2 separate regions of the Homo sapiens genome follow, and region 1 is linked to region 2. A link is an interaction called in ENCODE POLR2A ChIA-PET data of the cell type or tissue named here. Cell type or tissue: PC-9. All regions are shown on one strand. Links, peaks and the distances in the headings refer to the core of each region. The heading gives the core; the rest is flanking DNA.

Region 1 (15,963 bases), core at 2,797-10,796, 190 kb after region 2:
TCAGAATATTTGCCTCCCTGTAAAACTTGGAAGGAGAAAAATATTCCTTTGACAATGCTTCTTTAAGATGGGAGTGACTTATTTCCCTTTCCTCACTGTGAAAATTTAAACTTTCAACCAGACTTTAGAGCAGCTGACTCCATGTACAGTTTTTTTTTTTTTTTTAAATCTATGAGACAGAGTCTCGTTCTGTTGCCCAGGTTGGAGCAGTGGCACCATCTTGGATCTTGGCTTACTGCAGCCTCTGCCTCCCTGGTTCAAGTGATTCTCCTGCCTCAGCCTCCCAAGCAGCTGGGATTACAAGCATGCACCACCAAGCCCAGCTAATTTTTGTATTTTTAGTAGAGACAGGGTTTCACCTTGTTGGCCAGGCTGGTCTCAAACTCCTGACCTCAAATGATTCGTCCGCCTCAGCCTCCCAAAGTGTTGGGATTACAGGTGTGAGCCACCGCGCCTGGCTCTACCTACAGTCTTATTTCATTTTTAGAGCCAAAGACAGCAGATTAGTTACATGAGAGCACGTGCTCCAAGGCTAAACTAACCTAGAATTGAGTCCTAGATCTGACACTTGCTAGCTGTGAGGCTGTGCAGACCGCTGGCTCTCACTAAGCCTCAGTGTCAGTTGTAAAATGGGGATATTAATATCTGTGAAGATTTCATGAGACTGTGGCTATCTAAAGACAGGTTGGCAAGATGCTGGGCTCATGTAAATATTCCTGCCAATATCCGTCTGACCATCACCATTATTATGAGTCAATATCCACATGGCTGCCATCATGATTACTTCTTACTCTTGAAGATGTTACTTCCTAGCCGGGGCCTGCTAGTCTAATCTATACCCTCTTTGCCTTGCTTTTGATGAGAAAAGGGGCACAGGCGAGCCTGCTTGCTCCAGCTGTACTTTGCAAAAAGGCCATTAGATGGGGCCCTGCCATAATCACTCAAGTCAGCAAGTGGCTCTGACTTTGAAACCTGGGGAAAAGGTGTGAGAAGACAATTGAATCCTGTGAGTACTGCTCAGATTGATCAAATGAACCCACTGGCTCTGGTGTAAGAGGTGACCCAGGGGCCTGGTGTGGTAGCTCATGCTTGTAATCCCAGCACTACGGGAGGGTGAGGCAAGAGGATCACTTGAGCCCAGGAGTTGGAGACCAGCCTGGGAAACATGGCAAAACCCCATCTCTACAAAAAAAAAATATCAAAATTAGCTGGGCATGGTGGTATGCACCTGTAGTTCCAGCTACTTGGGAGACTGAGGTAGGAGGATCACCTGAGTCCAGGAGGTCGAGGTTGCAGTGAACCAAGGTTGTACCACTGCACTCTAACCTGGGCGACAGAGCAAGATCCATCCCCCCAACCACCAAAAAAAAATTCCCAAGGTTAGTGGTCACTTGTAGAATGAGTGGCACTTTTCCAGGGCCCTCCTCCTCCAGGCCCCTGCTTTCTAGCCACACGCCTCATTGGTGATTGATGATGACTGCTGTTATTTACAGACCACCTGACCCCTGGCTTCATGAACTCTCTGGACCATGCCCAGGATTCCACTTTACCCTACTTTATATCCACATCTTTATGATTTCAGTGTCCACATGGGCAGCCCATCAACACTATAGGCCCAGCCTCCTCATTCCTTTTCCTTTCCTTCTCCTCCAACGACCTTCACCTCCATTCCACCTCTAACCACTTCCCTTCAAGCTCCACTGGGGTCTTGAATCTCCTGGAATTATTCCACTTCTGAAATCTGAAAGCTCTAGTTACTTTTGCTCCAACCCCAACCTGTATTCTCTTACTCTCACTCCCAGGACACTTTCTCCTTGACCTCACCAAGCTCTCCAATTCCCAAGAGTCTTCACTGGACTCCAAAGCTCATTTTGACCTTCACTTGCTCAATTTTTCCATACTTTGCTGAACCTACCCTGAAGACAAATCCTGAATCAATTCAACCATTTCCTGTGCTCCTACACGCAGGCTGCAAAGCACAGCTGGGAAAACGCCACAATTATGTAGGCTGATGGTACCACTCATTCAACATTTCCCAAATCACCACACTGCCAAGACTTTCAAGCAATCCTTTGACGCTTCTCATCCATTTCCCATAAAGGTTATCTTTGACCTTTATTACCCTCCTTCAGCCCCCTCTTTCCTGACCCCTTCCTTTACAGGAGATGACCTTTCTTCCCATATTACTGGAAACTAGAGACCTTCTGCGTGTGCTCGTCACTCTCTGCCCCTTCTCCCCCTCCTTGCCTGCCCTGCTTTTCCTTCTATTTCAGAGGTTCACGAAGACCATTCACTTTCTGGCTTCCCGGGGGCAGGCTCTTCCTCTTATTTTCTTTCCCTCCTTTTTCTTTTTGAGACAGGGTCTTGCTCTGTCACCCAGACTAGAGTGCAGTGGCGCAATCATGGCTCACTGCAGCCTCAACCTCTTGGGCTCAAGTGATCCTCCCACCTCAGCCTCCCAAGTAGCTGGGACTATAGGCACGCACCACCATGCTTGCCAAATTTTTTAATTTTTTTTTTGTAGAGATGGGGTCTCACTATGTTGTCCAGGCTGGTCTTGAGTTCCTGGGATAAAGTGATCCTCCTTCTCCAGCCTCCCACAGTGCTGAGATTACAGGGATGAGCCACGGGGTGCCCAGCTGCTCTTCCTCTTGTAACTCCAAACTCACTGGCCTACCAGCTCCTTCCTCAGTATTTCACAGTTAAGTTAATGTATAACATTGTATCATTTGATAGGCCCACATTTGTTTCTTGTGTTCTATGCCTTGCCCTGGGTTTTAGAATCTCTCCTTTCATTGTCTTCATTGACCAGCTGTTGCTAATGAGAAGTCCACTATTAGGATGAGGATTGTCCCTTTGTACGTGATCTGTCTTTCCTCTAGAGGAGCTCTTAAAAAAAAATCTTTGATAATCTGCAGTTTCATGACAATGTGTCCAGGTATAGATTTATTTTTAATCCCTTTAGGATTTAGAGAAGTATTAGAGGGTATCCAGGCTGCTTGGGGTGAAATCCCACCACCCAGTTGTGTGACCTTGGGCAAACTACACACATTCTCTCTTTTCCAGTTTACTCACATGTAAATTACTCTTATCCAAGGGATATTAGAGGATTAATGAGTTAATACATAGAAAGCATATAGAAGAGGGTCTGGAACATAAGGGCTAAATAAGTGTTTACCATTATTGTTATTACTCAAATATACGTTGATGTAAGGATTTATGTCTCTCTTCAATTCTAGAAAATTCTCAGCCTTTATTGTTTCAAATATTGCTTTTCTGTTATTTCCTCCATTGTATGGTTGGTGCAAAAGTAATTGCATTAAAACTAATGGCAAAAATCGCAATTACTTTTGCACCAACCTAATATTTTTCTGCTCCTATGAGTTAGCTATATGGCAATTCTCATTCTTTCTCCCTAATTTAACTATGTATTTAAAAAATTCTTTGTATTTCTGTGCTATGAAATGGGTTGTATTTCTCAATACTATTAATATCTTCCAATTCACTAATTATCTCTTCAGTTGTATCTAGCCTAGTTTATCTGATCCACTTAGATTTCATTTCAATGATTCAGTCCCTGAATTTCAAACTGGTTCTTTTTCAAATCCTCTGTTCTTGTTTCTTTTTTGGTTCCTAATTTCTCATTCTTTTAAAATGAACATTATTCCTTTACTTTTCCCTCTGAGCAGCCCGAATATACTATTTTAATCAGGTCTGTCTACAAAGTTATTTTCTTCGGCAGTAGATTTACATTCTGACTGTTGATACCTTGGCTGTCTTCATTAATGTTAGATTTGCGGGGTCGTTTTTGAGTGGGAGGCTTTGTTGTTATTGTCACTGTTGCTGCTTTTTTTTCTCCACCTCCACTCCCTGACTCCTCACACCAATCTCTAGGTTTTACAGTTGCCTTCTAAGAGCAGAACTACTACTGTAAGCCATGGCCCAGGCATCAGACACAGGGGATTCTTTTCAGGTTCCTTTCACCTGAAAGAATGAAAAGAGGGTGGGGAGGCCTACCTCCAGCCTCTTTTTTCAAACAGTGACCCTGGCTCTGGTGGCCCAGCTTGCATTGAGTACTTTTAGTCCTATTGCCATAAAAGACCTACATCAATACCTGCCTGACCCCAAGACCCAGATTCCAGTCAATCCAGGCTACCCTCATCCTTCCGAGTTTTTGATCCACGAGTCCAGCAATATCACTTTGGCTTTCTCTCTTTGTATTTTATCTGTCACTGCTATGCGTTTGGAACAGAGGAGATACACCCGAACATGAACTTCTTTTCCACAGAGATGGGAAATCTTGCAAAGGCTTCTCCCTTCCACTCTAAGTCCCCTTCTGATCCAATTCTTTTCCTTCCTTCTACAGCCAAGCATCAAAGGATACTACAAGCTGGCTTCTAACTCCACCATGTCTCTCGTTTTCATAAAGGTCACCAGTGACCTTATTGCTCATTCTCACAGGACCTTTTAAATTCTGTGTTCACGGAACTCTGTTGCTGTTACTGGTGACAATTTCTTCCTTGGTGTTCTCACTTTCCTGGGCCTTTGTGACTCCCAGGCATCCCGATTCTCCTAACTCTCAGAGTGCTCCTTTCTCATCCATCTCTATGAGATGCTCTTCCATTTCCCTCCCATTAAACGTCAATATTCCCCCAGGTTCCATCCTTGCCCTTCTTTTCATTTTATCCCTCATGTATCCTTTGGGTAATATCCTCTGTTCTCATGCTTTCAAAACTACGTTTATGACTTCCAAATCTGTATCTCTAGGTCTCGGCTTTGGATTTATATACCAAATTCCCTACCGGTTATTTCACTAAGTTTTCCGTGACTACTTCAAACTCAACTGGACAAAAACTGAATTCATCAACCTCACGTGTCTCAGTCTGTTTGGGCTGCTATTAAAAAATGCCATAAACTGGGTAGTGTGTGAACAAAAGAAATTTATTTCTTAGCCAGGCACAGTGGCTCTTGCCTGTAATCCCAGCACTCTGGGAGGCCAAGGTGGATGGATCACCTGAAGTCAGGAGTTCAAGACCAGCCTGGCCAACATGGTAAAAAAAAAAAAAAAAAAAATATATATATATATATATATATATATATATATATGTATTTCTTATAGTTTTGGGGGCTGAGAAGTCCAAGATCGAGGCAGATTTGGCATCAGGTGAGGACCCACTTCCTGGATCATAGATAGCACCTTCTTTCTGTTTTTTTGAGATGGAGTTTCACTCTTGTCACCCAGGCTGGAGTGCAATGGCGTGATCTCGGCTCACTGCAACCTCCACCTCTCAGGTTCAAGCAATTCTCCTGCCTCAGCTTCCCAAGTAGCTGGGATTACAGGTGCCCACCACCATGCCCAGCTAATTTTTTTGTATTTTTTTGTAGAGACGGGGTTTCACCATGTTGGCCAGGCTGGTCATGAACTCCTGACCTCAGATGATCTGCCTGCCTTGGCCTCCCAAAGTGCTAGGATTACAGGTATAAGCCACCATGCCTGGGCAGATAGCAACTTCTAGTTGTGTCCTCACATGGTAGAAGGGACAAGGGGTCTATCTGGGGCCCTTAAAACCTAAGGGGTCTCTCTGGGGCCCTTAAGACCTAAGCACCTTCAAAGGCCTCACCTCCTAATGCCATCACCTTGCGGTGATTAGGATTTTAACATAGGAATTTGGGGGTGAGGGGCACCATGGCATCTCCTAAACCACTTAAAAAAAATTCCTCGCCTTAGTTGGTAGCACGAACACCCATTCGTTACAAAAACCTGAATTATCTCAGACCACTGAGCTAATTGCTCCATCCTAACTAGGCACCAATCTCTCTCTGTCTTCCTAATTCTCTCCTCTATATTTCTTTTCTTTTCTTTTCTTTTTTTGAGACGGAGTCTCACTCTGGAGTGCTGGAGATCACTCTCAGGCTGGAGTGCAGTGGCGTGATCTTGGCTCACTGCAACCTCCGACTCCCTGGTTCAAGCGATTCTCCTGCCTCAGCCTCCCAAGTAGCTGGAATTACGGGCACGCACCACTACTCCCAGCTAATTTTTGTATTTTTAGTAGAGACGGGGTTTCACCACGTTGGCCAGGATGGTCTTGATCTCCTGACCTCGTGATCCGCCTGCCTCGGCCTCCCAAAGTGCTGGGATTACAGGCATGAGCCACCGCACCCAGCGTCTCCTCTCTATTTCTACTGTCACTGCTTTAAATCTCGGGCTGCATTCTCTATCATCTGATCTACTGCAAAAATCTCCTGTGTTCTCTACCAGTCTCTCCCTGCATCACGATCTTGCCTGTCTACCCATTCTCACCCTCTAGCATGTGTTCTCCATAGAGCCTACCCCACTGCCTTGCAATGAGAGTACCTGTCCCTTCCACCAGCCTAACAACCCCTGGTGCCGAATAGATGTTTAACAAATGTTTCTTGTACGATGAATTAAGGCACCATTAAAAGCATCCTATCTTTTAAATGTAAAATAAAGGACTTCTCAAATTTCCACTAGGAACTTAACACAAAGGGATTGAGGAAGATAACTGTTTTTTTCTTTCCTTTTTTTGTTGAGATGGAGTCTCAATCACTCTGTCGCCTAGGCTGGAGTACAGCAGCATGATCTCAGCTCACTGCAACCTCCACCTCCCGTATTCAAGTGATTCTCCTGCCTCAGCCTCCTGAGTAGCTGTGATTACAGGTGTGTGCCACCGCGCCTGGCTAATTTTTGTATTTTTAGTGGAGATGGGGTTTTGCCATGTTGGCCAGGCTGGTCTCGAATTCCTGACTTCAAGTAAGATACCCACTTTGGCCTCCCAAAGTGCGGGGATTACAGGCGTGAGCCACCATGCTCAGCCTGAGGAAGATAATTGATATTTACTGAACATCTATGATATGTCAGGAACTATGATAAATGGCTTATATAAATTATTTGGGGCCAGGCATGGTGGCTCATGCCTATAATCCCAGCAGTTTGGGAGGCCAAGGTGGGGGCATCACTTGAGCCCAGGGGTTCAAGATCAGCCTGGGTAATATAGGAAGACTTCATCTCTACAAAAAATTAAAAAATTAGGCGAGCATGGTGGCAAGTGCCTATAGTCCCAGTTACTTGGGAGGCTGAGGTGAGAAGATCACTTGAGCCCAGGAGGTGGAGGTTGCAGTGAGCTGAAATTGTGCCACTGCTCTACGGCCTGGGTGATAGAGGAAGACTCTGTCTCAAAAAGAAAAAAAAAAATTGGTTCAGAACACTATCATTTTAAAAACAAACCCAAGGGAGTATAGAAAAGCAAGGGGGAAGAGCCTTTAAACCATAAGAATTTACTCGGCCTCTAGGGAATTAAGGAACACCCAAGGGAACAATCAGTCTTGAAATCAGATGACTTTACATTTTTATCAGTTTAGAATAAAGGTTAGGAACAACATGAGCAAATCGAGTCTGATCTTCCATCTCTCAAGCCAGGCGTGGTGGCTCACACCTGTAATCCCAGCTACTCAGGAGGCCGAGGCAGGAGAATCGATTGAACCTAGGAGGCAGAGGTTGCAGTGAGCCGAGATCGGGCCACTGCACTCCAGCCTGGACGACAGAGCGAGACTCTATCTCAAAAGAAAAACAATAACAACAAAAATACAAAACAACAACAACAACAAAGAAATAGGGAACAGTATGCAGTTACGTAAACTCTTAGCCAAAGCAGAATGTTGTTACCCGTGAGTACCAAGGATCACTTTTTTTTTAAAGCAATACTTTTTTTTCTATCTTAAACTGTTACCAAAAGCCCCCAATAAAGACATACCACGTGTACAACTAGTGTATCTGGTTTAACATTATCTATTCCAAGAGACCCAGATGGTTCCAAGCAAATATAGCTGGGTGCTGAAAACAAAGCTTCACCCATAGATCGAAATTAAGTTACTAGAAAATTCAGTCTTTCCAGTGTCCTTCATTCCCGAGGACGTTCCTTAATATGTTTCATATTTCATTTCAATAATTTACTCTAGTTTTGACATCCCAACCAAGGTGATGTTGAGTTCATAACAAACCCAATCTCATGATAGATTTCTGAACCTTTGTAGGAATGATAATAAAATGTTTCAGCACCAAATGGTCAATTATTTGGTTTTACCCCTGAGTATCTCTTCCATGATGGCATTTTGCTGATGCTTTTCAACATCTATTTATTATCATCTGATCGGCATAGCTAAAGATAATTAAAATTACTCTAGATAATGGTTTGCATAGTCCAAAGGTATTTATGACCATGTCTTTACAGGACTGGGAACAAGATGAAACATTTTCAGATGAAGCTCCATGAAGTTTATATTTAACAAATTTATGTACCAAATGGCCATAAAAATCTGATGGAATATAAACAGGCCTTCAATAGGTATTAGTGGAGAAATAGGATTTAAATGTGATTTAATAGCTTAATATTATTCATAGAGAATCGCCATCAGTCTCAGAAGATCAAGTGCAGAATTTGGTGGGCAACAGCTGACACACTGCATGGTTAAAAAGCAGAGCCCTGTGTACAAGTAGGGGAGCAGATGGAAGCAATGATTTCAGCGCATCAAAAGGCAGAAATTGCTTTGAAATCATGTCCATTGGAAATCATTAACTTCTTTTCTGTAAGCTCAGCTCCTATTATCCCCTTGCCCCACATTAAAAAAAAAAAAAAACTAAAATACTAGCTGAGACTTTGTCCTTGAAGGTGTATCAGATAGATGGCATCCAGGGATTTTTAGTAAGAAATCCATTTTATAAAGATGATGGCTCTGGATGTCCAAGGGGAAGAAGATTCAATGGTTCCCTTTTCAGAGTTCTATCAAGTCATTTGCATTATTAGGAAGCCAGCCAGTGCCCTGGAAAAAGTTAACAAACAACCTTCCAGGCCTGAACAACTGAATAGCTTATTATTCAATGACTTGACTTTGGCAGAATTCAGTTCAGTGTTCACATTTGATATGCAAACACTATTCAGTACTGAAATGCACTCATGATGTACATCTCAATATCCTATGCAAAAGGAGATATCATGCTGAATTAATTCATTGATTCTAAGATGCCACCAACTATACCACCGAAAAAGAAAAAATGCTGCCACTTGTAATTGTAACATGCCATCAACTCTAATATGCGTTTCATTTGTAAAGTTGTTAAAACATGAAAAACAATGGCCGTGTTAAAACATGCTGAATGTCTAAAATGTGTACAAAGCTCTATTCTGTGCACTTTTCAGGCTTAACACATTTAATCCTCACAAGTACCCTATGAGTGGGAACTATCATGATACTCATTTGACAGGGGCACACGGAAGTGAAGTAACATGACTTAACTAGCTGCTAAGGAGTTGACTTGGGATTCAAAGACACCTGGTTTGACTCTAGTGCCTACAGTCTTCATCCTGTCTCCATTCTGCCACGGTTCTGTTGATGATTAACTGGGAACAACAGCATAGATGGCTCTCACCTCTTGGAACAGAGCTGTGCCAAGCAGGATCCCTTACAGATGAGTAAAACCCAAGGAAGGACTGTGTCTGAAACCAGAATCCCCAACCTCCAAGCAGGAGGCCACAAGGCAGAGGGTCTGCTGCTTGCACCAGTAACCACTCCTTTCTCCACTTTGAAAAAGTGAACTCAAAAGTCCCTGGAGACGTGACTTATCAACTCATGTCTGAGGATGCCTCTGGGTGGTGAAAAAGGAATAGGGACTGCAGACTTCAGAAACGTGAGAACTTGGACTCCCCAAGTTACACTGACTTCCCCATTTGTGGATCTCCAAGAGTCCACTCTGAAGTGGTTCCCATGAGGTATAACTGAAGTGAAAGAGAAAAGAGAACTATGGTTTATGAAGCATTTGACATGCAGCATCTCACTGCATCCTCTCAATTCTCTCTGAAGTGGGTGCCATTTTCCCCTTTACACAGCTGGGGAAGTTCAGAACAGCGAAGTCCCGTTATCACTTGGCTGCAGAGCCCTGCTTTGGACCCTATTTGGTCGAAGGCTGGTGATTTCTCTGATTCTAGTACAGAATCCTACTAACTGGGCCTGACCAGCTGCTAGCTTTTGGCAGATTCCTCAAGTGTTCTCCACCAAAATGCTCCACGACCCAAGATTGCTGTCCATCCTCTGTCATGAGCAATCCACCCACCAAGGCACCATCCACTGGACTCAACAAACATAAACACAAAGCTCTAGGTAAATAAACAGCAAAGCTGTGCCTTATTTTTTTTAAGTGACGTACACTGTATTCCCACAGTAATTATGAGGGGGAAAAGGAGCCAAACATTTGGGAAACAACTGCAGAGCCAGTGACTGAGGCTAACAGTGGATCACAAAGAATTAAAGAGGTTTGAGTTTCATGGAACAGAAGACTCAGATGAATATTTTCTTTTTCAAAACTCAAAAGATCAATATCAAGAATATAAAAAATCATATAAAAAACATGGCTCACGCCTGTAATCTCAGCACTTTAGAAGGTCAAGGAGGGCAGATTGCTTGAGCCCAGGAGTTTGAGACCAGCCTGGCCAACACGGTGAAACCTCGTCTCTACTAAAAATGTAAAAATTAGCATAGTGTGGTGGCATGCACCTATAATCCCAGCTACTTGGGAGGCTGAGGCAGGAGAGTCGCTTGAACCCTGGAGGCAGAGGTTCAGTGAGCCAAGATCACACCACTGCACTCCAGCCTGGGTGACAAAGGGTGACTCCATCTAAAAAAGAAAACAAAACAAAAAATCAAAAAGCCAAAAAACAGCCACTACCCACCAGTCAAACATATGTAATTATTTTGTCATATTTGATTCCGATTCTGTCCCTACTTAAAAAAAAAAAAAAGAGAAAATTTCACACTTATAGTTGAAATCCCTTCCTCTTCCACACCTGGCTGACAGCTATCATAAATTTATTGTGAACTTAGTCCACATTTTAAAATAAACTTTGTATTTTATGTAACATATAAATGCATCTGCATCCATAAATAAGATATTCTTAAATGATTTTAATGGTTTCCATGGTCAGGTTTGTAAACACTTTTGGAATTTATTTTTGAATATGGAGTGAGGTAGGGATCCATTCTTTTCTTTCTTTTTTTCTTGAGACAGGGTCTTTCTCTGTTGCCCAGATGGAAGTGTAGTAGCGCCATCATGACTCACTGCAGTTTTGACCTCCCAGGCTCAAGTGATCCTCCTGCCTCAGTCTCACAAGTAGCTGGAGCTACAGGCCTACATCACCATGCCTGGCTAATTATTTTTATTGTTTGCAGAGATGGGGTCTAGCTATGTTGCCCAGGCTGGCCTTGAACTCCTGGACTCAAGTGATCCTCTTGCCTTGGCCTCCCAAAGTGCTGGGATTACAGGCATGAGCCACTGTGTCCAGCCTATTATTTTAGTTTTCCCTATGAAATGTCAACTCACTTAATGTCATTTACTGAGAAAGTTATCTTTCCTTCCCACTGATTGGAGACACATTATCTATTATGTATCAAATTCACATGATCAGCTTACGTTTATTTCTATCTTTGTGCAAATACCACATTCTTTCATATGATTTTGTTATCAGATATGATGAACTTCGCCTCCTTGTTCTTTGTTCAAAATTTGTCTCAGCTATCTTTTGACTTTTATTTTTCCATCTGATTTTACAATTTATGACAATCCTGTTGAGATGTTGATTGGAATTACATTTAATTTGGAGACTGATTTAGGAAATCACTTATTTCTTTACAGTATTTAGTCTTTTGCTCCATGCACATGGAGTATTTATAATTTGTTCAGGTCTTTGTTAGGTCCTTTGATAATAATTTCGTCTAGAAAAGTTAGATTTGTTCTTGGGTACCTTAATGTTATGTTGCTATTGATGATGGGATTAATATTTTCTAATTATTACTCATATATGGAATATCATTGATATTTGTAAGTTGATCTGATAGCCAGTAACCCTTCTGAACATAATCATTTTGCTATCATTTTAACTATTTAGTATTCTATTTAAGATAATTTGTAAATTCTCTTAGGTTTTCAGTTTAGACACACTGTCTGCCTATAACAAAATTCTTTTATCTTTAGTTACATTCCTTATACCATTTTTTGCTCTTTCAATTTTAATTTTAAAAAATCATTGCGCTGGGTGTGGTGACTCACTCCTATAATGCCAGCACTTTGGGAGGCTGGGGTGGGAGGATCATTCGAGCCCAGGAGTTCAAGACCAGCATGGGCAACACAGCGAGATGCCCATCTCTACAAAAAAAAAAAAAAAATTAGCTGGGCATGGTGATGTGCTCCTGTAGTCCCAGCTACTAAGAAGGCTGAGGTGGGAGGATTGCTTCAGCCCAGGAGGTTGAGGCTGCAGTACGCCGTGATGGTGCCACTGCACTCCAGCCTGGGTGACACAGCAAGACCCTGTCTCCCAAAAAAATTTTTAAATCAATAAATAATTGTGACTTTAAATCTTAATATAATGTCAAACATGTCAAAAAATTGCAAGAATATAAAAAAAATCAAGAAATATCAGAAAATCCCTGAACACCCTTTACCCAGATTCTCCAGCCGTTAACATTTGCTTCTTTTGCTTTGTCTTTCACATTTGAGAAAACATTGCAGATATGTCCCTTGACCTCTAGATATTTCAGGGTGAATTTCCTAAGAATAAAGACAGTCTCTCACCTGATTACAAAACAACGATCAAAATTAGGAAGTTTAACATTGATATAATACTATTATCTAATCCTCAGTCCCTACTTAAATTTTGCCGATTACCCAGTAATATCCTTTGGGCTCTTTTTCTCCAGTTTAGGTTCCAGTCCAGGATCATACTGCATTTAGTAGTCTCATCTCTTTAGTCTTCTTTAATCTAAAATAATTCATCAGCCTTTCTTTGTCTTTCATGACCTCAACAATTTTGGAGAGTACAGGCCAGCTATTTTATAGAATCCCATCAATCTGAGTTTGTGTAAAGTTTCCTTATGATTAGATTTAGCTTATGGGTTTTTTGTTTGTTTGTTTGTTTGTTTGTTTTTGACAAGAACACTAAAGAGGTGATGCGTCTTTTTCAGCACATCATATCATTTCTGATGCTAGTTTGTTCCAGGATTGATAACGTTACAGACATTTGGTTAAGGTGGTATACACCAGGTATGTCTATTGTAAAATTCTTTCTTTCTTTCTTTCTTTTTTTTTTTTTGAGACAGAGTTTCGCTCTTGTTGCCCAGGCTGGAGTGCAATGGCACATTCTTGGCTCAGTGCAACCTCCATCTCCCAGGTTCAAGTGATTCTCCTGCCTCAGCCTCCCCAGTAGCTGGGATTACAGGTGCCCACCACCACGCCCGGCTAATCTTTTTGTATTTTTAGTAGAGATGGGGTTTCACCGTGGTCTCCAACTCCTGACCTCAGGTGATCCACCCACCTCGGCCTGCTAAAGTGCTGGGATTACAGGTGTGAGCCACTGTGCCTGGCTGTCTATTGTAAAATTATTTCTATTTCCATTTTCCATTAGTAAGTCACTTGCAGAGAAATACTCTTAGTCCATGTAAATATCCTGTTCCTCATCAAACTTTTCACATACTAGTTTTAGCATTCAATGATGTTTACTACTAAATCAATTACTATTATGATAGTTGCAAATGGTGATTTTCTTCTACAGGTAGGCCCTAGGGTTGTGTATTTGCTCAAACTTAAATTACACAAAAAATAGTTTCAGTAGTATTAGCCCATACTACAGTAAGAAACAAACTTATTACTTAGAATTCAGTATTTGTTTACAATTCTTATTGTCTTCCGACTGAGGATACATAGTCAGAGTGCTGTGTAATTGAGAATTCCTTGGGAAAGGTCTTTTTCTCTCCTTTTCAGTGTGGCTATTTTATTTCTTTTAAAATACAGTTAGGTTCATTTATTTCGTTTTAATTCTATTTTAGTATCTTCCACCCCACCAACCCCCTGCCTAATCCCTGTTGATTTGGTTTCATTATTTTTGAGTGGGGAAAACATTAACATGATTTCAAAAGTTGAATGATTCAAAAAGGTATACTCCCAGAGGTAGTGCTTCTCTCACCATCTCTACCCCGTTTCCACACACCCCCACTGTAGGTAGCCAATCTCATTATTTTCTGGTTTGTCCTCTCTGCATGTCTTTTTTTTCCTGTTCTTCCTTTCCTTTCCTTTCCTTTTGAGACAGAGTCTCACTCTGTCACCCAGGCTGGAGTGCAGTGGTATGATCTCAGCTCACTGCAACCTCCACCTCCTGGGTTCAAGAGATTCTCCTGCTTCAGCCTCCCGAGTAGCTGGGATTACAGGCATGTGCCATGACGTCTGGCTATTTTTTATATTTTTAGTAGAGATGGGGTTTCACCATGTTGGCCAGGCTGGTCTCGAACTCCTGAACTCAGATGATCCACCTACTTTGGCTTCCCAAAGTACTGAGATTATAGGTGTGAGCTAACACACCCAGCATTGGTGGTGATATATCCTGTACCCAATACTTGTTTTGCTCAACGGTCTTAGCATCCATTGATGGCTTTTTTTTTTTTTTTTGAGTCAATTATTACTACAGTGGTTACAAAGTGGACATTCAGACCTTGATACTTGGTATTGCCTCTCTAGCTCCAAACTCCAGTTTCCCAACATGATTCAGCACCAGGTCTTTGCTGACAATGCTTTTGACCAGTTTGGTTAACTGTCTCCCTCACCCTTGATACTAGCACATCAGAGGAGGCAGGTCTTTTTGAATTTATCACAGCACCTGTGAATCAGGCCTAGCCAGAAAGCAGACACTACTTTAAGCTGTCTTCTACTAATGATTATCCGCGGTAAGTTCTAGCTTCTTTGAATGCAGAGGTAAGCTGTGTTGTCACTATACCTCTGAGAATCAGAAAGCCAGCCCTTGTGTGCTGGATATTCTTTTTGCTCATGTGTTTTTTACATGCAGCTCTCAGATCACAAATTGTACCACAAATAGCAGTGGCCACATCTTAAGGAATCAAACATGATCTGTTTTCCATTGTCCTCAAAATGACACCATTAGACACAGATTGAATAAGAACATTGACTTTCCACTTCACAGACCAAAGCAGATAATAATCCTTCCAAACTGCAAATGGGAGTGTTTTGTGCAACCTCCTTTTTAACAGGTGCTGACTTATTAGAGAAAATTGCAGATTTTGTAGGTGGCTGGTTATAATAATCTAAGGTTAAAAACAGAACGATAAAAGTTGAAGACATCAGAGATCACGTCTAAAAATAAAGCAAATGCTTTTTTTCTTTCTGTAATCCTCAATTAGAAGCCATTTAAGGAAGAGATAATCAGCTCCAGAGACCTGTAAATATGGATTCTGCAGTTCCCACTGGCACTCCTGCTTTACAAATTAATTTTAGTACATTTTGAAATGTGTTAACATCCATCCATCTATGTTGTCCTCTTGGAGTTACAAATACAAATGCAGTTGTCCCCGACCTTGGCCGAGGGGGATATATTCTGAGACTCCCACTGGATGTGTGAGACCTCAGATAGTACCAAACTCTATACACGCTCTATTTTTTTTCTTTTGATGTGATAACCGAGACAGCTACTAAGTAACTAACAGGCGTGTAGCATATACAGAGCAGAGTTGACGGACAAAGGGAGGCTTCGTGCCCTGGGTGGGGTGGGGCAGGACGGTATGAGATTTCATGTTGCTCCTCAAAACAGCATGCAATTTAAAACTTAGGAATTATTCTTTTCTGGAATTTTCCATTTAATATTTTTGGACTGCATTTGACTGCAGGGAACTAAAACTGCAGAAAGTGAAACCTCGGAGAAGCAGGGACTACTGTGCTAATTAGAAAACAGACTTCACGGCTGGGCACGGTGGCTCACGCCTGTAATCCCAGCACTTTGGGAGGCCGAGGTGGGCAGATCACTTGAGGTCAGGAGTTCAAGATCAGCGTGGCCAACATGGTGAAATCCCGTCTCTACTAAAAATATAAACATTAGCTGGGTGTGGTGGCGCGCACCT
Region 2 (15,963 bases), core at 4,223-12,222:
GTGTGGTGGTGCACACCTGTAGTCCCAGGTACTTGAGAGGCTGATGTAGGAGAATATCTTGAGCCCGGGAGGCAGAGTTTGCTGTGAGCTGAGATCGCACCACTGCACTCCAGTCTGGGTGACAAAGCGAAACTCTGTCTCAAAAAAAAAAAAAAGATTAGGAAACAAAAAGAAGTTAGAAGGAGCATGGCCAGGCTTGGTGGCTCACGCCTGTAATCCCAGCACTTTGGGAGGCTGGGGCGGGAGGATCACGAGGTCAGGAGATCGAGACCATCCTCGCTAACACAGTGAAACCCCGTCTCTACTAAAAATACAAAAAAATTAGCCGGGCGTGGTGGTGGGCACCTGTAGTCCCAGCTACTGGGGAGGCTGAGGCAGGAGAATGGCCTGAACCCGGGAGGCAGAGCTTGCAGTGAGCCAAAATCATGCCACTGCACTCCAGCCTGGGCGACAGAGCGAGACTCCATCTCAAAAAAAAAAAAAAAAAAAAAAGAAGTCAGAAGGAGCCAAATCAGGACTGTAAGTTGCATTCTAGGCCAGGCGCAGTGGCTCATGCCTGTAATCCCAACACTATGGGAGGCCGAGGCGGGCGGATCACCTGAGGTAAGGAGTTCAGGACCAGCCTGGCCAACATGGTGAAACTCCGTTTCTACTGAAAATACAAAAAAAAAAAAAAAAAAAAAAAAAAAAATTAGCTGGGCGTGGTGGCAGGTGCCTGTAATCCCAGCTACTCGGGAGGCTGAGGTAGGAGAACCACTTGAACCTGGGAGACGGAGATTGCAGTGAGCCGAGATCGCACCACTGCACTCCAGCCTGGGTGACAAAGTGAGACTCCATCTCAAAAAAAAAATAAAACAATAAAAAAGGTGCATTCCTAATGATTTCTCATTGAAATTCTTGTAAAATTGCCTTTGTCTGATGAGAGAAATGAGCAGAAGCATTGCTGTGGTGGAGAAGAACTCTCCAGTAAAACTTTGCTGGCATTTTTCTGCAGAAGCTTCGACTAACTTCCTTAAAACACTCTCCTAATAAGCAGATGTTATTGTTCTTTGGCTCTCCAGAAAGTCAACAGCAAAATGTCTTGAGCATCAAAAACTGTTGCCAAAAAAGCAATCCCATCATCCAAAAGTGGGCTAAGGACATGAATAGACAATTCTGAAAAGAAGATATACAGCCAGGCGCGGTGGCTCACGCCTGTAATCCCAGCACTTTGGGAGGCCGAGGTGGGTGGATCACAAGGTCAGGGGTTCAAGACCAGCCTGACCAACATGGTGAAATCCCGTCTCTACTAAAAATACAAAAATTAGCTAGGCGTGGTGGCGGGCGCCTCTAATCCCAGCTACTCAGGAGGCTGAGGCAGGAGAATTGCTTGAACCCGGGAGGCGGAGGTTGCAGTGAATGGAGATCGTACCATTACACTTCAGCCTGGGCGACAGAGCGAGACTCTGTCTCAAACAAAAAAAAAAAAAAAAGAAGAAGAAGATATACAAATGGCCAACGAACATATGAAAAAATGCTCAACATCACTAATGATCAGGGGAATGCAAATCAAAACCAGAATGTGATACCACCTTACTCCTCAAGAATGGCCATAATCAAAAAATTTAAAAATAATAGATGTTGGCATGGATGCAGTGAAAAGGGAACACTTCTACACTGCTGGTGGGAATGTAAGCTAGTACAACTGCTATGGAAAACAGTGTGGCAATTCTTTAAAGAACTAAAAGTAGATCTACCATTTGATTCCACAATCCCACTACTGGGTATCTACCCAGAGGAAAATAAGTCGTTATATGAAAAAGATGCTTGCACACGCATGTTTATAGCAGCATAATTCACAACTGCAAAAATGTGGAACCAGCCCAAATATCCATCAGTCAACAAGTGGATAAAGAAACTGTGGTGTTGGCCAGGCATGGTGGCTCACACCTGTAATCCCAGCACTTTGGGAGGCTGAGGTGGGTGGATCACCTGAGGTCAGGAGTTTGAAACCAGCCTGACCAACATGGTGAAACCCCATCTCAACTAACAATACAAAAATTAGCCAGGCCTGGTGTCACGCACCTGTAATCCCAGCTACTTAGGAGCCTGAAATAGGAGAATCACTTGAACCTGGGAGGCAGAGGTTGCAGTGCGCCGAGATCGTGCCATCGCACTCCAGCCTGGGCAATGAGAGTGAAATTCCATCCCCCCTTCTCCCAAAAAAATTAGTCAGGTGTGGTGGTGCACGCCTGTAGCCCCAGCTACTTGGGAGGCTGAGGTGGGAGGATTACTTGAGCGGAGGAGGTCAAGGCTGCAGTGAGATGTGATCATGCCACTGTACTCCAGCCTGGGCAACAGAGTAAGGCCCTATTTAAAAAAAAAAAAAAGTGTTTTTTTTAGCAGAATTCATGTTGCTCTGACAGGGGCTCTTTTCAAACAATGTCTTATCCTTAGTGCCTCAAACCAGATCTTGATGTGAAAGGTTATGACAAATTAGTATGCGTTTATTTTGGTACAAAAAATGTTTGAAATCCATGCATAGTATTTTCATTCATTATGTGCGTTTTTAGTGAATTTTTTGAAGACTCTTCATATCTACCACAAGAATTTTTAAATGAGGATTAAAGGAGCTAATGTACGTAGAGGCTGGGTGTGGTGAGTAACATCTGTAATCCCGGAGCTTCGGGAGGCCAAGGCGGGCAGATCATTTGAGGTCAGGAGTTCAAGACTGGCCCGGCCAACATGGTGAAACCCCATCTCTACTAAAAATATAAAAATTAGGCCAGGCATGGTAGCAGGCACCTGTAATCCCAGCAACTTGGGTGGCTGAGGCATGAGAATTGCTTGAACCTGGGAGGCGGAGGTTACAGTAAGCCAAGATCATGCCATTGTACTACAGCCTGGGGTAACAGAGCAAGACTCTGTCTCAAAAAAATAATAATAAAAATAAAAAGTTTTTTAAAAAAGGGGGAATAAAAGAGGCTACTGCAATTTTCCAAGTGAAAAATAGTGGCCAGCATCGTGGGCCTGGAGGCTAGCAGTGGAAGCAGCAAAATGGAGTCAGATTCTGGATATTTTGAAGATAGAGATGATGGAATTTGCAGGCGGACAAAATGCAGAGCATGTGCAAAAGAGTCATTAAGGATGACTCCAGAGTTTTAGCCTGAGCAACTGGAAGGAGAATTGTCATTAGCTGATGCAGGGAAGACTAAGGGAGGAACAAGTTGGGGAAGATCAGAGTTTAATTGTAGACTTGTTAGGCTTGAGACACCTAGTAGATATTCAGGACAGGTGCAGTGGCTCATGCCTGTAATCCCAGCACTTTGGCAGACTGAGGTGAAAAAAATCACTGGATCCCAGGAGTTAAAAAGCAGCCTGGGCAATAAGGTGAGACCCCCCATCTCTACCAAAAAAATACAAAAATTATCCAGGCATAGTGGTACATGTTTGTAATCCCACCTACTCAAGAGGCTGAGGTGGGAGGTGGAGGTTGAGCCCAGGAGGCAGAGGTTGCAGTGAGCTGTAATTGCACCACTGTACTCCAGCCTGAGTGACAGAGCCAGACCTTATCTCAAAAAAAAAAAAAAAAAAAAAAAAAAAAAAAAGATGTTCAAGAGGGCAGCTGGGTATACAAACCTGGAATCCAGTGGGGATGATATGATCCAGGTTGGAAAATTAAGTTTGAGAGTTACCACCTAGATAATATTTAAACCCAAGAAACTGCATGAGATCACAAGCAAGTGACTATAGATGGAGGAGAGGTTCGAGGACCACACCCCAGCACTCTTCAACATTCACTGTTTGGGAGATGAAGAGAAACCAGCCAAAGAAACTGACAATGAGGGGCCAGCAAGGTAGGAGGAAAACTAGCAAGAAATAGAATTGGAGGAGCCAAATGAAGAAAATAGGTGGAGAAAATGATCGACCATGTCAAATACCACCAACAGTTCAAGACAAGTAAAGACTGAGACGACCATTGGATCAGCAACATGAAAGTCCTTGGCAACTGGAACAAGGGCAGTTTCAGAAGAGTGGTGGGAACACAAAGCCTAATTACAGGGGGTTTAGGAGAGAATGAGGGAGACAAATTGAAAGAGGGAGTATTGACAATTCTCTCAAGGGATTTTGTTCTCAAGAGGAGCAGAGATTGAGAGTACAAGGTGGAGGGTCCCATGAGTTCAGGAGTAACAGACCAGCCTGGGAAACATAGTGAGACCCTATCTCTATAATTTTTTTTTTTTTTTTTAGATGGAGTCTCACTCTGTTGCCCAGGCTGGAGTGCAGTGGCGCAATCTGGGCTCACTGCAACCTCCGCCTCGTGCCTCAGCCTCCCAAGTAGCTGAGATTACAGTTGTGTCCCACCATGCCTGGCTGATTTTTATACTTTTAGTAAAGGTGGGGTTTCACCATGTTGGCCAGCCTGTTCTCGAACTCCTGAACTCAAGAGATCTGCCCGCCTTGGGCTCCCAAAGTGCTGGGATTACAGGGATGAGTGCCCAGCCTACTTTTTTTTTTTAAATTACCCAAGCATGCGGTGGCATGCACTTGTAGTCCCACCTATTTGGGAGGCTGAAGTGGGAGGATCACTTAAACTGAGGACATGGAGATTGTAGCAAGCTATGATCACACCACTGCACTCCAGCCTGGGTGACAGAGCAAGAACCCCTCTCACAAAATAAATAAATAAATAAATAAAAATAAAAGCAGAGAAATGGGGGCAGAAATAGGAGGGGCTTGTGGGATGGATCAAGAGAGAGGTTTTAACATAGGAAAAATAACACCATGTTTATATACTGACCCAGTAGTGAGATAAAGCATTCTTGTTAAAGTTTCTAATAAAGTTGTTTTTCACTATCCCTTATTCCTACTATTGTAAATTGCTTTACAGGAAATATTTTTAAAATTTGAAGGTTCTATTGGCCCCAGATGATCAACAGTGATGACTTTTTCTGGCATACTAAGGGTAAAATAATTTAAACAGTACACAAAGGTATAAAATAAAACTAACAATGGCTTATGTATCCCTCCAGAAACTTTCCTGTCATATATCAACAAATGTGTTTATGTATATATACCATTTTCTTTTAATTTGCGCAAAAGCAATTGTACTTTTTATATATAGAATAGTATCTGTCCTATATATAAAGCCTCTGAATAGAAAGAACTTCACATGAAGAAAGCTACTGCCACTTTAAGAAAGGTGTGAAAACGGCAGGCATGGTGGCTCACATTTGTAATCCCAGCACTTTGGGAGGCTGAGGCAGGTGAATCATGAGGTCAGGAGTTCGAGACCAGCCTGGCCAACATGGCGAAACCCCGTCTCTACTAAAAATACAAAAAAATTAGCTGGGCATAGTGGCAGGCACCTGTAATCCCAGCTACTCGGGAGACTGAGGCAGGAGAATCGCTTGAAACCAGCAGGTGGAGGTTGCAGTGAGCTGAGATCGCGCCACTGCACTCTAGCCCTGGCGACAGACACTCTGTCTCAGAAAAACAATTAATTAATCAATCAATTAAAAAGGATGAAAACAATGTGGCCCTATATTATTTCAAGAATTAAGGTCTCAATCACACACCAGTCTTCCAAGTCAGTATTGTTTTAGAATGGCTATGTTATTCCTCTTTTGAGAAACATTTCTTCTCTCTCTTTTTTATTGAGACAGAGTCTTGATCTGTTGCCCAGGCTGGAGTGCAGTGGGGCCATCTTGGCTCACTGCAACCTCTGCCTCCCCGGGTCCAAGCGATTCTCATGCCTCAGTCTCCTGAGTAGCTGAGATTACAGGCATGCGCCACCACGCCCAGCTAATTTTTGGATTTTTAGTAGAGACAGGGTTTCACCATGTTGGCCAGGCTGGTCTCAAACTCCTGGCCTCACATGATCTGCCCATCTTGGCCTCTCAAAGTGCTGATATTACAGGCGTGAGTCTCTGCACCCAGCCAAGAAACATTTATTTTTATTGAATGGCTCTTATATGTCTGTTTTGAGAGCCCCTAGCTAAACTGGGGTTTCAGTACCAGAGCAGCTAGCAGCCCTGCCCTAATGGGAAATGAAGGGAGCTGGGCATAGGTGTCTACAGTGCGTCTCTCATGGGGTACTTCTTTAACGTGGTGGAAGGTCTAATGCTTAGCTGCCCAACCTGTGCCCAGGGGCTCCTTCACATGGGAAATGTGTTTATCCTGGCAGACGCTCCCATGGCTGTTGTCTGGTCTGTGTTCAGTTTATGATTGTCTAACCATCGCTTTGATGCTGAGAGCCCAGCCTTGTGTTCTTCCCAGTGTCCCTGGAAAACCTAGGTAGCCCCTGGTTCTTCAGATGAAAGGCACCCATTCAATCCACCACAGTAGGAAATATGATCAAAGGTTTATTACTTACAGATCCTGGGCAGGGAAGGCGCCATGAGTCAGGAGTATCATCCTCCATCCTCAGGTCAGGCAAGGCAGAAATTAAGAGGCAGAGAGTGAGAGAAGCAACTAGTGGTACGTATAAGAGAATAGTGTGGAGTCCTGATAAGTAAGCGAAATGAGGACAGGGTCTCAGGTGGGGGAGAAAAACGAACACTTGTTCTGAGAAAGTGCTAATCACAAACTTGTGGGCACAATGACCTGTTTGGCATGTAGCGCCAGGATTACAACCTTGTTCTGCATGTAGCCCCCCTCCTGCAAGACCCTATAAAACCTCCCCCTAGCCCCTGCCCCTTGGCTGACAGCCCCTTCTCTACTGTGCTGCCCATCGCACCCTTGCAACATATTTTCACGCTTTCTCTAATAAATCTGCCTTTTTTTTTTTTAACTTTTAATTGCATTTATTTTAATGCTGAATGTAGTCCTGTGTCATCAGTTTTTGTTTCTTCAGTTTCTTCTGGGATATCTTTTTCTTCTGGGCAACCTCGTCTTCTGGTTTAGGAACAATCTGTTCCTTTTCAGTAAGGATAATCTCAGTGTGGCAGGGAGAGCTCATGCATGGGTTAATCCAACCATGAGCTCTGTAGGTCCAGCAGCCCTTCTTAGGTGCTTTGTTCACTTGGATATGCTCAATGACCAGAGAATCTATATCTAAACCCTTAAATTCTGCATTTTTAAGCATGTGCAGCAAAAAGTCAGCACTCTTTTTGGGCCACCGACCTTGTGCCCAGCCCCAATGCTTGGCCTGGGCACCCCTGCCAACTCCACCATTGTAACATTGGAATGGTACGCACTGTTTCTGTAAAGTGACATCTTTCAGATACTTTGTGGCTTTTTGTATATGCATACGCTTGATGGCCTGCAGTTTCATGAGTGTTCTTAAAGTGAACACGAAGATTTGAACCTCTTGATTTGCGTGATTTTGTGGGGTTCTCTAGGTCAAATGAATAGCGAACCATTTTCACAGATTACCTCAGGCCGCTTAGGGAAAGAGGAAGAGTGGTTAAATCTGCCTTTCTTTACCTACAGCTGTCTTGGTAAAATCGTTTACCACCTGCAACAAATAGGGTGTCACTTAAAGTTGAACTTAAAGCCCCTTTAAGTTTGTGGGCAAATGCCTGAGTAGTCTGTTTAAAGGAAGTGATGGGAAACCAGGGGGCCCAGTCTGCTAGGCGGGAGAGATGCCTTTAAGTTCTTATCTCTGGCCACCAGCTTGAGCCATTTGGGCGTGGTGTTTCACTTCTAATTCCCAGGCAACAACCTTTACTGTGTTGTTCTGGTTACATGTCAAAAGTGAAGCTAGTTCCTAAATGTTTCCTGGTTGGTTTGGTTTTTATTTAGTATTGTCAATGAATCGTTTTCTCCTCACTGACTTTTCCAGTGTATGTATCCATATATATTTTATGTATCTATATATATATCTATATATCTTTTACATGTAGATATATATACTGGAATATATATATAATATATACTGCTAAGTGTGTGTGTGTGTATACTTTGACTAGTGTAGTGAAAATGTGTATATATATACTGTTACTAGTATATATACATATATATGCTATATATACACATATATACATATATATGCTATATATACACATATATACATATACATATAGTAGTAAAATATATATATAGGCCAGGTGCAGTGGCTCATGCCTGTAATCCCAGCACTTTGGGAGGCCGAGGGGGGTGGATTACGAGGTCGAGTTGGAGACCAGCCTGGCCAACATGGAGAAACCCCATCTCTACTAAAAGTACAAAATTAGCCAGATGCAGTGGTGCATGCCTGTAATCCCAGCTACTTGGGAGGCCAAGGCAGGAGAATCACTTGAACCTGGGAGGCAGAGGTTGCAGCGAGCCGAGATCACGCCATTGCACTCCAGCCTGGGCAACAAGAGCGAATTTCCAACTCAAAAAAAAAAAATTAGCCAGGTATGGTGTCATGCATCTGTATCCCAGCTACTCAGGAGGCTGAGGCAGGAGAGTTGCTTGAACCCAGGAGGCAGAGGTTGTAGTCAGCTGAGATCACGCCACTGCACTCCAGCATGGGTGATAGAGCGAGACTCCGCCTCAAAAAAAAAAAAAAAAAAAAAGCCTCAGCTTCCCAAAGTGCTGGGGTTATAGGCATGAGTCACCATGCTCAGTCTAGTTTGTATTAATTCAGTTGACTCTTACAACCTGAAATCTTGCTAATCCCATGGCAAACTCAAGTTATTTTTAGCTTGATTTTCCAGAATATAAATATATTGACTGCCAAAAGTGATATATGTACTTTTTTCCTCCCAATTCTTACATATCTTACTTTTCCTTCATGGAGAGTTATCACAAGCATTTCAAATATAGTTAAGTACTAAATTAAAGTGAGTTAAGTGGGCTGGACATGGTGGCTCACGCCTGTAATCCCAGCACTTTGGGAGGCCAATGAGAATGGATCACTTAAGACCAGCTTGGCCAACATGGTGAAACCTGGTATCTACCAAAAATAATAAAAAAAATTAGCCGGGCATGGTGGGGTGTACCTGTAATCCCAGCTATCTGGAAGTCTGAGGCAGGAGAATTGCTCGAACCTAGGAGGTGGAGGTTGCAGTGAGCCGAGATCACGCCACTGCACTCCAGCCTGGATGACAGAGGGACAGTCACAGAAACAGATAAATAAGTAAAATAAAGTGAGTTAGATATGTGAAATTAATTAAACTACGTTAAATTGTGTTAGGGCATCTTGGTTGATACTCGACAAAATTATATATATATTTTTATATATATATATTTATAGATAGATAGATTTGGAAATCCAAAATTACAAATAAAAGCTAAGTGAAAAAATCTTGGCCGGGCATGATGGCTCATGCCTTTAATCCCAGCACTTTGGGAGGTCGAGGCAGGCGGATCACGAGGTCAGGAGATCAAGACCATCCTGGCCAACATGGTGAAACCCCGTCTCTACTAAAAATACAAAAATTAGCTGGGCATGGTGGAGCATGCCTGTAATCCCAGCTACTTGGGAAGCTGAGGCAGGAGAATTGCTTGAATCACAGAGCTGGAGGTTGCAGTGAGCTGAGATCGCGCCACTGCATTCCAGCCTGGAGACAGAGCAAGACTCTGTCTAAAAACAAAAAAAAGAAAGAAAAAAAAGAAAAGTAAAATCTTTTGTCCATACGACCTTTCCCTTTTTTTAAAGGCAAACAGTTTCTTGGACTTCCTTTCAGAAAAACAAATAATTATATGTGAGAGATGTATCTGTTCACAAGCTCTTAATTATACATCTTTATTTATTTACTTTGAGCCAAGGTCTCACTCTGTTGCCAAGGTTGGAGTGCAGAGGTGCAATGACAGCTCACTGGCAGCCTCAATCTCCCAGGCTCAGCCTATCCTTCAACTTCAGCCTTCCAAGTAGCTGGGACTATAGGTGTATACCACCACCATGCCCAGCTAATTTTCTGTATTTTTTTTGTAGAGATGGGGGGCGTCTCACTGTGTTGCCCAGGCTGGTCTCGAACTCCTGGCCTCAAGTGATCACCCTCTTCATCCTCCCCAAGTGCTAGGATTATGGGTGTAAGCCCCTGGGAAATAATGCATCCTAAGGGAAGACGGCTTCAGGCAGACAAATTTGGCACAATAATAAGCCCCAGGTGATGGAGTATAGGGGTGGTGCCTGTCCCTCTTACCAGTCTAGTTTCTTTTTCTTTTTTTTTTTTTTTGAGACGGAGTCTGGCTCTGTCGCCCAGGCTGGAGTGCAGTGGCGTGATCGCGACTCACTGCAAGCTCCGCCTACCGGGTTCACGCCGTTCTCCTGCCTCAGCCTCCCGAGTAGCTGGAACCACAGGCGCCCGCCGCCACGCCCGGCTAAGTTTTTGTATTTTTAGTAGAGATGGAGTTTCACCGTGTTAGCCAGGATGGTCTCGATTTCCGGACCTCGTGATCCACCGGCCTCAGCCTCCCAAAGTGCTGGGATTACAGGCGTGAGCCACCGCGCCCAGCCGTTTCATTTTCTTTTCTTTTTTTTTTGAGATGGAGTCTTGCTTTGTTACCCAGGCTGGAGTGCAGTAGCACGATCTCGGCTCACTGCAACCTCTGCCTCCCGGGTTCAAGTAATTATCCTGCCTCAGCCTCCTGAATAGCTGGGATTACAGGCGCTGGCCACCATGGCTGGCTAATTTTTGTATTTTTAGTAGAGACAGGGTTTCACCATGTTGGCAGGCTAGTCTCGAACTCCTGACCTGAAGTGATCCACCCACCTTGGCCTCCCAAAGTGCTGGGATTACAGGTGTGAGCCACCATGCCTGGCCTACTGGTCTAGTTTCTAACCCAGCCATCTGGAACACAATGTCCCTGGCCTGAGCTGTCTCAGTCCCTAGGCTAAATATGAATAAAATCTAGAAAGCTTTCTTCTTTTTACATATATAACGTTTTTTAGAGACAGGTCTCACTCTGTTGCCCAGGCTGCAGTATAGTGGTATGATCGGAGCTCACTGCAGCCTCCACCTTCTGGTGTCAAGTGATCCTCCTGCCTTAGCCCCCTAAATAGCTGGGACTACAGGCTTGCACCACCCCACCTCACTAATGTTTGAATTTTTTTATAGAAACAGGGTCTTGATATGTTGCCCAGGCTGGTCTCAAACTCCTGGCATAAGCAATCCTCCTGCCTTGGCCTCCCAAAGTGCTGGGATTATAGGCGTGAGCCACTGCATTTGACTAGAGCTGTTTTCAATTTGAACTTTATAAGATATAGGCCCAGAAGCAATGATTTTCCCTTTCACTTTGTCCATGTGGAAAAGGATGTTGGTAAAGTCGGGAGAGTGGCCTTGCTTCCTGCTTCTATGAGAACACACCAGGGAAGATAGCATGGCTTCAGCCCATTGAGTTTGCCTGAGAATGGAGTGCTGCTTTGGCCTTCTGTTCATCAACATGGGTAGTGCCCAGTGCCCTCTGCCATGTTGGCGATGCTATAGTACCTCATTATTCAGTCAAAACTAATCTAGGTGTTGCTAGAAGTTTGTTTTTTTTTTTTTTTTTTTTTTTTTTTTTTGAGACAGAGTCTCACTCTGTCGCCCAGGCTGGAGTACAGTGGTGTGATCACTGCAACCTCTGCCTCCTGGGTTCAAGTGATTCTCCTGCCTCAGTCTCCCGAGTAGCTGAGACTACAGGTGCATGCCACCACATCCAGCTAATTTTTTATTTTTAGTAGAGACGGTGTTTCACTATGTTGGCCAGGCTGGTCTCGAACTCCTGACCTCAGGTGATCCACCCACCTCCCAAAGTGCTGGGATTACAGGCGTGAGCCACTGTGTCTGGCCTAGAAGGTATTTTGTAGATGTGATTAGCATCTACTATCAATTGAGTTTAAGTAAAGGAAATTATCCTCAATAATCTGGGTGGAGGCAGGGCGAGGTGGGTCACACCTATAATCCCAGCACTTTGGGAGGCCAAGGCAGGAGGATCGCTTGAGCCCAGGAGTTTGAGACCAACTTGGGCAACATGGCACACTCCCATCTCTACCAAAAAAAAATACAAAAATTAGCCGGGTGTGGTGGTGTGTGCCTGTAGTCCCAGCTACTTGGGAGGCTGAGGTGGGAGAATCACTTGAGCCTGGGAGGCAGAGGTTGAAGTGAGCTGAGATGGCGCCACTGCACTCCAGCCTGGGTGACAGAGTGAGACCCTGTGCTACTCCCTTTCCCCCAAAAATAATAATCTGGATGGACCTCATTCAGCCAGTAGAAAAGTCTTCAGAACTGAGGTTTCCCTGACGAAGAAGAAATTTGTGAATTGTAGCATCAATTCTTTAAAATTTTTAAATGTAATTAAATAAATATAAATAAAGGCCAGGTGTGGTGGCTCACACCTATAATCCCAACACTTTGGGAGGCTGAGGCAGGCAGATTGCTTGAGCTCAGGAGTTCGAGACCAACCTGGGCAACATGACAAAACCCCATCTCTACAAAAAATACAAAGAATTAGCCAGCTATGGTGGCATGTGCCTGTGGTCCCAGCACTTGGGAGGCTGAGGCAGGATAATTGCTTGAACCGGGGAGGCAGAGGTTGCAGTGAGCTAAGATCACACCTCTGTACTCCAGCCTGGGCGACAGAATGAGAATCTGTCTGGAAAAAAGAAAAAAGCAAACAAAAAACACCAAGACATTTGAAGTCCAAAATCAGACTAGCAAATGCATCAAGAATATCTGTACGCAGAGTGAGCACATGGAGTCCTAGGGAAGGCAAATCAGAGGCCAGAACTCCAAGGTCAAATCCAGGTTAACCAGAACACTCTGGTTTAACTTGGCAGCAGCACAGATGGACGTCATCATGGTCTGGGACAGGACACCAGCAAGTCTCGACTGCATCACCTTCCCTGATGTTCCTGTGGGGTTGTCTCCCTGTATCTGGCCGAGTCCCTGGCCCTGGCCCTGACAAATGGGTTGTGATGAGGAGGATCAGGGGTTGGAGGCACCGCTCTAGCCCAGGGGGCCGCTCCCATTATTGCCGCCCCCATCACCCGGCCCCTCTCCACTAGGGCAGAGTGGAGTGCGCCGGCTCAGGCAGCAGGGGGCGCTAATGGCTCTTCCGGAGAGGGAAAGGTGGCAAAGTCACAGAAAAGCATTTATTTTATTTTATTTTTTTTGAGACGGAGTCTCGCTCTGTCGCCCAGGCTGGAGTGCAGTGGCGGGATCTCGGCTCACTGCAGGCTCCGCCTCCCGGGTTCACGCCATTCTCCTGCCTCAGCCTCCCAAGTAGCTGGGACTACAGGCGCCCGCCACTACGCCCGGCTAATTTTTTGTATTTTTAGTAGAGACGGGGTTTCACCGTTTTAGCTGGGATGGTCCCGATCTCCTGACCTCGTGATCTGCCCGCCTCGGTCTCCCAAAGTGCTGGGATTACAGGCGTGAGCCACCGCACCCGGCCCCCCCTTTTTTTTTTTTTTTTTAAGACAGAGTCTCACTCTGCTGCCCAGGCTGGAGTATAGTAGCGCCATCTTGGCTCACTGCAACCTCTGCCTCCTGGGTTCAAGCATTTCTCCTGCCTCAGCCTCCCAAGTAGCTGGGATTACAGGTGTGCCCCACCACACCCGGCTATTTTTGTATTTTGTTTTTTTTTGGAGACGGAGTTTTGCTCTTGTTGCCCAGGCTGGAGTGCAATGGTGCAATCTCGGCTCACCGCAACCTCTGCCTTCCGGGTTCAAGCGATTCTCCTGCCTCAGCCTCCTGGGTAGCTGGGATTACAGGCATGTGCCACTACGCTCAGCTAATTTTGTATTTTTAGTAGAGATGGGATTTCTCCATGTTGGTCAGGCTGGTCTCGAACTCCCGACCTCAGGTGATCCACCCGCTTCGGCCTTCCAAAGTGCTGGGATTACAGGCATGAGCCACCGCACCCGGCCACTTTTGTATTTTTAGTAGAGATGGGGTTTCGCCATGTTGGCCAGGCTGGTCTTGAACTCCAGACCTCAAGTGATCCACCTCCCTTGACCTCCCAAAGTGCTGGGATTATAGGCATGAGCCACTGCACCCAGCCTCAGCTAAGAATTTTGTTTCACAGTCTAATGCGTAAAGAATCCTAGCAAATAGGCCTTTAGTAAAGTGTTGTGGTTTCTTTATGGTTTTGAAAGCCAGTGTAACATTACAGCAAATTTAATTTTGGATGAAGAAAACATCTCATCCTAACCCAACCACCTTAGTACAATGGTTGCACAATCACTCTTTTTTTTTTTTTTTTTTTGAGATGGAGTTCCACCCTCATTGCCCAGGCTGGAGTGCAATGGTGCAATCTCAGCTCACTGCAATCTCCACCTCTCAGGTTCAAGTGATTCTCCTGCCTCAGCCTCCCGAGTAGCTGGGATTACAGGGGCCCACCACCACACCCAGCTAATTTTTGTATTTTTAGTAGAGATGGGTTTTCACCATGTTGGCCAGGCTGGTCTCGAACTCCTGACCTTAGGTGATCCTCCCGCCTCGGCCTCCCAAAGTGCTGGGATTACAGGCATGAGGCACCATGCCCAGTCTCTTATTATTTCCTTATTTAGATATTGAACATCTACTATGTACCAGTCACTGAATATACATCACTGTGCACAGTGTTTTTTTGTTTTTGGTTTTTTTTTTTTTGGTAGAGATGGGGTCTCACTATTTTGCCCAGGCTGGTCTTGAACTCCTGGTTTTAAGTGATCCTCCTGCCTCAGCCTCCCAAAGTGCTGGGATTTCAGGCCTGAGCCACCACACCCAGCCCTGCACAATGTTCTTAGTTAAAATATTTGTCTATTATATGCTCTTCTTGAAAGAGCAGACTCACAACTGACTCATAAACATTTTTTCAGCTTTCTACACTATTTAGAGAGGGGTCCCTACAGCATTGTCCTGAGTTCTTTTGTCACATAAAGGGAAATTTTTACAATGTCTGGTACTCTTGATATCCTGCAAATGAAGAAGAAAGATATTGTCAAATTCCTTGTGGAAGAAACCCACTTAGGTGGCACCAATCTTGACTTCCAAATGGAACAGGACATCTCCAAAAGGAAAAGTGATGGCATCTACCTTATAAATCTGAAGGGGGCTGGGCGAGGTGGCTGACGCCTGTAATCCCAGCACTTTGGGAGGCTGAGGCAGGAGTATAGCTTGAGCCCAGGAGTTTGAGACCAACCTGGGTGACATGGCAAGACTCCATCTCTACAAAAAACGATTTTTAAATCAGCCAGCCATGGTGGCACTCATCCATCCTAGCTACTTGGGAGTCTGAGGTGGGAGAATCACTTGAGCTCAGGAGTTTGAGGTTGCAGAGAGCTATGTTTGCACCACTGTACTCCTGCCTGGGTGACAGAGAAAGACTATCTCAAAACAACAAAAGAAAAACAAAACAACAAATAAAAACAACTGGAGATGACCTGAGAGAAGCTTGTGCCGGCCACTCATGCCACTGTGGCCTTCGAAAACCCAGCTGTTTCCCGTGTCATACCCTCCAGGAATACTAGCCAGCGGGCTGTGCTGAAGTTTGCTGCTGCCACTGAAGCCGCTCTCACTGCTGGCCACTTCACTCTTGGAACCTTCACTAACCAGATCCAGACAGCCTTCTGGGAGCCACGTCTTCTTTTTTTTTTTTTTTTGAGATGGAGTCTCGCTCGGTTGCCCAGGCTGGAGTGCAGGGGCGCGATCTCGGCTCACTGCAAGCTCCACCTCCCGGGTTCACGCCATTCTCCTGCCTCAGCCTCCCGAGTAGGTGGGACTACAGGCACCCGCCACCACACCTGGCTAATTTTTTGTATTTTTAGTAGAGACGGGGTTTCACCATGTTAGCCAGGTTGGTCTCGATCTCCTGACCTCGTGATCCACCCATCTCGGCCTCCCAAAGTGCTGGGATTACAGGCGTGAGCCACCGCGCCCGGCCTGGGAGCCACGTCTTCTGATGGTTACTGATCCTGGGGCTGACCACCAGCCTGTCACAGAAGTGTTTCATGGTAACCGGCCTACCATGGCTCTTGGTCACAAAGATTCTCCTTGACACTGCGTGGACACTGCCATCCCAAGCAACGAGAAAGGAGCTCCTGAGTGGGTCTGCTGTGGTGGGTGCTGGCAGGGAAGTTCTGTACAT

Evidence for each region. Peaks named below come from ENCODE experiments on the same cell type or tissue, not always from the same donor. Only the 100,000 strongest peaks of a DNase experiment are listed, where the experiment ranks them.
Region 1: POLR2A ChIA-PET joins it to region 2 with 28 read pairs; 2 of 35 experiments call an interaction of 5 or more read pairs at or near these places.

The regions. Positions count from the first base shown.
Region 1 is chr17:67,588,145-67,604,107 of GRCh38, reverse strand. All of the region lies in intron 5 of PITPNC1 (phosphatidylinositol transfer protein cytoplasmic 1), which reads right to left. Among named protein-coding and RNA genes, the nearest start is that of NOL11, 120 kb to the left of the region's middle. RefSeq lists an enhancer at 718-1,227 and a silencer at 4,442-4,670. In PC-9, for the core only: no CTCF peak of the experiment used is centred there; no DNase peak of the experiment used is centred there.
Region 2 is chr17:67,776,133-67,792,095 of GRCh38, reverse strand. It overlaps the pseudogene RPSAP67 and the pseudogene RPL17P41. Among named protein-coding and RNA genes, the nearest start is that of BPTF, 41 kb to the left of the region's middle. RefSeq lists an enhancer at 7,469-7,763 and a silencer at 7,469-7,763. In PC-9, for the core only: no CTCF peak of the experiment used is centred there; a DNase peak (open chromatin) is centred at 8,535.